Regions from separate parts of the Homo sapiens genome. Here region 2 is linked to region 1. A link is an interaction called in ENCODE POLR2A ChIA-PET data of the cell type or tissue named here. Cell type or tissue: Panc1. All regions are shown on one strand. Links, peaks and the distances in the headings refer to the core of each region. The heading gives the core; the rest is flanking DNA.

Region 1 (2,921 bases), core at 237-2,736:
GAAGCTTTATAACTTCATTTTTGGTTTAGAGCAGTGGAATGGTCAACCGTAATATTTTCTCTACTTTGAAAGGTTTTTTCTTATATTTAAAAAAGTAATTGTAATTTTTACCACTTTTTGAAATGTTTTCTGATAGTGTTAAGCCTTAAAAATAAATTTCTAGAAGTACCTTGAGCAAACACTTCATTTAAAAACAATGGAACAGCAACACCTGACCCCTGAGTCTCTTCTGAGCTTCTGTGAAACTTGTTGGGCACTACTTATTAGGAACAAACGATTACATTCACTTCTGCATTTCTGTAAAACTTATTGAGCACTCACTAGGTGGGCTTTGCTCCACCTTAACTTTGTTTCCCTTGTTTCTTACTCTCTTCCCTATCCTCCTTCCTCTAGATCATAATTGTCTAACTTATACTTATGTCCTTAAAGCAATAATTGCAGATAGACAAACTCCTAGCTCAAAGATACAACATTTCACAAAGCTTTCTTTCTTCAAACTGCAGACACCCTAGTGACTCTGTCTAGAAATGGTTGTCATTTGCACTGCTGTGTTTTCAGTCACTTCAGAGAAACTAAAATATTCGAAATGGAGAGAGAAAAATGCAATAAAAAATTGAGGCTCAATGGCTTTTGTATTTACACCTCATCCTCAACCCTGAGCGTCAGACTCTCATATCCAGCTGCCAATAAACTTTTCCACCTGGATGTTCAAATATTCGATTGTTGTGTATCTTGCTATGTGAAAGGCCCAGTATTTATGACAAGCATTCTAAACTCCAGTCACTCACACACTATTTGTTTGTAGAACCTCCCTAGCACTTTCTTCACTGTCTGCCCCCTGCTCCACTATCCTTTTCTGCCTGGGTAGCACATACACATTTCTGCAAAGCCTCCCCTGACTTCAGCCCTCTAAAGCTCCAAGTATAAATTTGATGTCCTATTCAGTGTTTTACCACATTGTATGGCAGGCAAGCATTGGTTAACTAGGCCAGTGCCCCTACTGCACTGTGAACCTGGAGGGCCAGACTGTGTGTTTTATTTCCAAACCCCTAAATCCAAGCATAGATAAGACCCAAAGCTAGATACTTATTATTCCTAACCTCGATATTTTTTCTGAGTCCATATAAATGACACATCCAGATAGGCAATTGCATTACTGTGTAAATGATCCCTTCATCATTGATAAGACAGAGACCCAGTTCAAATGTACTTTCTAATTGCTTGATTTGGGCAAACCACTCATTTTCTCTGTGTTTCTGTTGATTCTTCTAAATGAAAATAATAGCACTTACTTTGGCTTAAAGGTGGATATATTTATCTAAACAATAGATTACATGCAAATGCAAGATGTTTTCATTATCATCTGCTAATGTTTTTTCTTTTTTTTTCTTTTTCTTCTAAGAAAAAAGAATGGGAGAGGGAGTTGTGTCGTGAAAGACACACACAGGTTCTTTTAGAGCTGGAAGAGAAATTGAAGTTAAATCTGCCAATCTCTAAAGTTTACAGATGGGAAAAGTGAGATCCAGCACAACACAGGCTTGCTGGAGTCATGTGGACCATGGGTAGCAAAGCCAGAAGTGCTTTCTGGCCAGTTCCCAGCCAACTGTGATAGCTGGTTGCTTCTCCTAGCAAGATTAGCAATGAATCCTAGGCAAATAAATGTTTAAAAAGTACCATTGATTCTATACCTGCCAACCAATTTCCAGGGCTGGCAATCTGGCCTCTAGGGGAAGGGACAGTCCTGTGGGGGAATATTACAACTGGGAAGCTTCCTGACATGGAGGCACCATTAACATTCAGATTGTTTTCACAGAGGGTAGGCTGTGTTTGGTCTGCCAAGGGGAGAAGGAGGAAGCAACAAAATTCTGATTTCTCCTATTTCCTACTATTCTTTGTGTCATGTTTACAGTGCAGGGGGTGGATAGGACAGACTGGCATCTCTCCTGATGCCACCTCCCTCCATGGAGCCCCCCGCCAAGGCTCACTAGCAGTCCTGTGAGATGAAGATTTTATGCTGGTATCCTGGCCGGCTTCCATCTGGCCAAAGGTATTTTATCTAAATATTTCCAAGGCGCCTATCTCTGCAGTATTGAAGTGCTCAATTAGATATGGCCTAAGTCTCTGAAGCATATCAGTGTGCACTGCTGAACAGCTGCTGCATTCCAACAGAGGGTGAAGTCATCTCTATATATAGAGCATGGCAAGCTGTTTGGAACTGAGGCAGATTTAAGCAGGCAAATGCACACCTGAGTTATAAGTCAGTCACCTGCCCAGAGTGACAGAAGGGTCTGGAAAAATCTCTACTTCCTTAAGTGGTGACTAGCAAGAAGACCACAGGGTTACTTTTTCAGCTATATTTTTTTTTCTGTAGTTTACAGACTCTCTTTTTTTTTTCTATCAACTCCACAATAGAGAAAATCATGATCTACAAAACTGGCTTTATTTTCTGCCATGATTTTCTCTTAACAATCTGTGATTTGTTTATTGATAAGAAGTTTGACATATATTAGCTGGTATCCAGGGGAGTATTGTCATCCTTTAAATAGCACTGTAGGAATTAAGGCATTGTGTACTTCTTCATTTAATATCTATCTTCCCTATTGGATTGTAAGCTGCTAGCTCTTGGCACAACAGAGTGAAATAAATATATAAGTTATGACCATTTATAATCTTCTTGGAGTGTGATTCTCTGGTTCCAACTAAAAGACTATAATTATTGCTCCTTCCAAAGTAATCTGGAAATCTACTAAATCCTTGGGCTAGTTCTGAGAGATATATTGCTATTAATATGGTGACTGATACGTGTCATTGGAAGGGTCCTGGAAGGTCATCTAGATCTCTACCTCATTTGAATAAACATAAGTTGCTTTGGTTTGGGGACAGGGAGACAGGGACAGGACAAATAGCTAATTGTGCAAAAA
Region 2 (2,921 bases), core at 323-2,822, 650 kb after region 1:
GGGAAGGCAGGTGTATACTTTCCACTTCAGCCCCCTGCCCAGTCTAGTCCAGAGTGCGATCAGCAGTCAGGATAAATGGAGTTCCAACGGACAGCCCCAGGATGCATGGTAGAGAAGGGGAAAAATGAAAAGAGGAATACCCCAGGATGCCAGGATGAAAGGGAAGTTACCTAGCCTCTTTCCTAGGTGGCTAACTTGTTGTTTGCATCAGCAGTCACTGCTAACATACTGGAGGAAATTAGAAAAAGGTGCCCCTTCTTCCTGTGGACATAGTCTGGAACCAAAGTGTGCAGCTTAGTGAGTAGAGGGGGGGTTGGGTTACAGCCCTGGCCTGTCCCCTGGCCAGGAAGCCTCATGCAGTAAGCAACCTGCACAACTGTGTGCGGCAGCCCTGCTCAAGAACTGGAAACATAATCAAGTTGAGTCTGCCTCTAACTGGAGAGTATTTCCGACTCCTCACCAAAAAAGTATCCTTTGGTTGATAAATACACGTGCACACACATCTGATGTATTGCAGAGGAAAAGAGGTGATTTTTAGAGTCCAGAGGTAAATGAGTTATTTCTCTAGTTAAAAGGAAAAATGGATACTCTCATGGATTACTGTAATGATTGAATAAGATTATATATGTCACGCACAATACCTAGCACTAATCAATCCATAAAATGTCGGTTCACTGCCATTTTCCCTTGCTAATACTGAAACTATTTAGATAAAACTGCTGTTGCTGGGGTAATTTTTAAAATCTAACTCTTTCTTGCCACAAATCCCAAAACCTTCCTGTTTCCCACATAGGAACAAACTCTATCCCCTCCCCTACCACTATCCTTACACCATATGCATTTTACAGTAGTAGGCCGTCTGCCCTAGATGCTGAATCCATGTGGAAGAACTGCAAGTTAGTTTTGTGTGAAATGTTAGAGCAAAACTCAAAGCCAGCTCTGACTTTACATTTTATAAGGAAGCTAAAATTTGGCCCATGTTTGCAAAAAATGTTGCCAGCATTTGCTATGGGCCTGCAAGCAAAAGATTCCAGATTTGTTGAAAGCCAGGCAGAAGTCAGGCATATCTTCCAAATGTCATTTTGAACACTGACCCTGAAAAAAATGAGCAGAAGTTGACGCACAAGACTGTGCAGGAAAAATGTGCCGAGTCATAACTTCCAATGAACATGGGTTACAGCCCTTCCTGCGGTTCTGTCTTAAATGAACTCCATAGGCAGATGAGCTGTTTCTGAATGTTTATTATGGCCTCTGGTGAGCCAATAAGTTTTCTCTTTTCCTATTGCTTTTTAGTTAAAAAATTATAAATGCCTAGAGAATCCACCTGCCATCCTTTGGCTAAGTTAAAAGGCAGTGGTAAGAAGACAGCCATGCTCTGTTAGTGGTCCCAAACTTGGCATTGATTACTAGGCTGGCATGTGATGACACTGTTTTCAAAATAGCCTTTATCCAATTGCTAAGGCAGCTGCAGCCCTCTCAGAACCTCTGAAACCTGGGATCTCACAAGTAAACAATGATCACCATGGTGTTTATATTTTATTAAATGTCATATAGCCAGATTTTTCTAACCTGGTATAGCTTTAGCCAGAGACAATTTCTAGAGGATGAAACTCAAGGCAATTATCTAACATGCGGTATAAATGAAAATTTGTATGAATCAGAGAAACTCTATTATCAAGACAAGCTTGAGAATAATGGAGGACACTATACAGAACACAGATCAAATGCTAGAATTAAGCAACTGAAGTCAGAATGAAAATGTACACAAAAACAACACAAAATGCAGGCATCCTAAAACTTGGGGAATAAAAAATAGGTTCTTTTCAGGTTGAGAATAAGGTGGGGGACGAGATAACAGAAAACAAGTTAAGACCTTATGTTCCCTTTGGAGTGTTCTGAGTTCTAACAACTTCCCAGCTGAGTATGGCAGGTGAGACGAGATCCGGTGAGATGTGGAAGAGAGAGAAAAATAAGGCCCTGGATTTGCCCTTTGACTCTCACCCCGTGGTATGTCCCCTGAATCTGACCAACATTTTCGTAATCATGAAGATTAGGACACACGTGCCTCTTAACAAACAACTCCAAATCCTGGAATCTCACCTTTCCCCATTCCCATAAGTAAATCAGTAGCCTCTATTGTGATGGGGGAAAAAAAAACAAAAATAAACATATGAATAATCTTAAGGACATTTCGCCTCCTCGGAATTTTTGAAGCATTTTATTGACTCTCAGGATTTCTGATCCTTTATCATGGTCGTTCATATGTGTCTTATCTCCCTTACCATATACCCTGAGCACTAAGTGCAGGACAATTTACTGCTTGGTAGTTCACAGATCTAGTAGAGTACCTTGAGTAAAAGAAATGCGTCAACATTGATTCATCTGTTCACAATATATCCATATACTTTCCTAAGTCCAAAAGTGATACATAGTTAAGAACAAAAAGAGCCATTTGAACTGCAGAAGAGAATAGTTTCAGCATCATTCCGTTTCCCCCTGAATGTATCTCCAGATTCATTTTTTCCACAAGAGTAAGAACAAGGAGCTTTGCTAGAATACAAGGTACTTTTGCCAGGGTACCAGAGTAAAGACAACATGGTCTCTGCCCACCAGAATTTATGTAGGGACACAAGAAATTGAGAAAATCATTGCAACAATGTAGTAATGGGTAGTTTTGTGTACCAGGGTGCAATCATGGCTCACTGCAGCCTTGAACTCCTGGGCTCAAGCAATCCTCCCACCTCAGCCTCCTGAGTAGCTGGGACCAGGGGCACAAACCACCATGTCCAGCTAATTTTATTTATTTTTTTTTTTGTAGACACAAGGTCTCACTACGTTGTCCAGGCTGCTCTAGAACTCTTGGGCTCAAGAGATCCACCTGCCTCAGCCTCACGAAGTGCTGGGATAAGAGGCGTGAGCCA

Evidence for each region. ChIA-PET counts read pairs that join two places held together with the same protein. Peaks named below come from ENCODE experiments on the same cell type or tissue, not always from the same donor. Only the 100,000 strongest peaks of a DNase experiment are listed, where the experiment ranks them.
Region 2: POLR2A ChIA-PET joins it to region 1 with 6 read pairs; 1 of 35 experiments calls an interaction of 5 or more read pairs at or near these places.

What each region holds. Positions count from the first base shown.
Region 1 is chr3:178,319,808-178,322,728 of GRCh38, reverse strand. All of the region lies in intron 2 of LOC105374235 (a long non-coding RNA gene), which reads left to right. Among named protein-coding and RNA genes, the nearest start is that of LINC01014, 98 kb to the left of the region's middle. RefSeq lists a silencer at 2,562-2,762. In Panc1, for the core only: no CTCF peak of the experiment used is centred there; no DNase peak of the experiment used is centred there; H3K27ac peaks cover 2,371 bases.
Region 2 is chr3:177,671,799-177,674,719 of GRCh38, reverse strand. The region is part of intron 3 of LINC00578 (long intergenic non-protein coding RNA 578); the gene reads right to left. Among named protein-coding and RNA genes, the nearest start is that of LINC02015, 140 kb to the left of the region's middle. In Panc1, for the core only: no CTCF peak of the experiment used is centred there; no DNase peak of the experiment used is centred there; H3K27ac peaks cover 1,070 bases.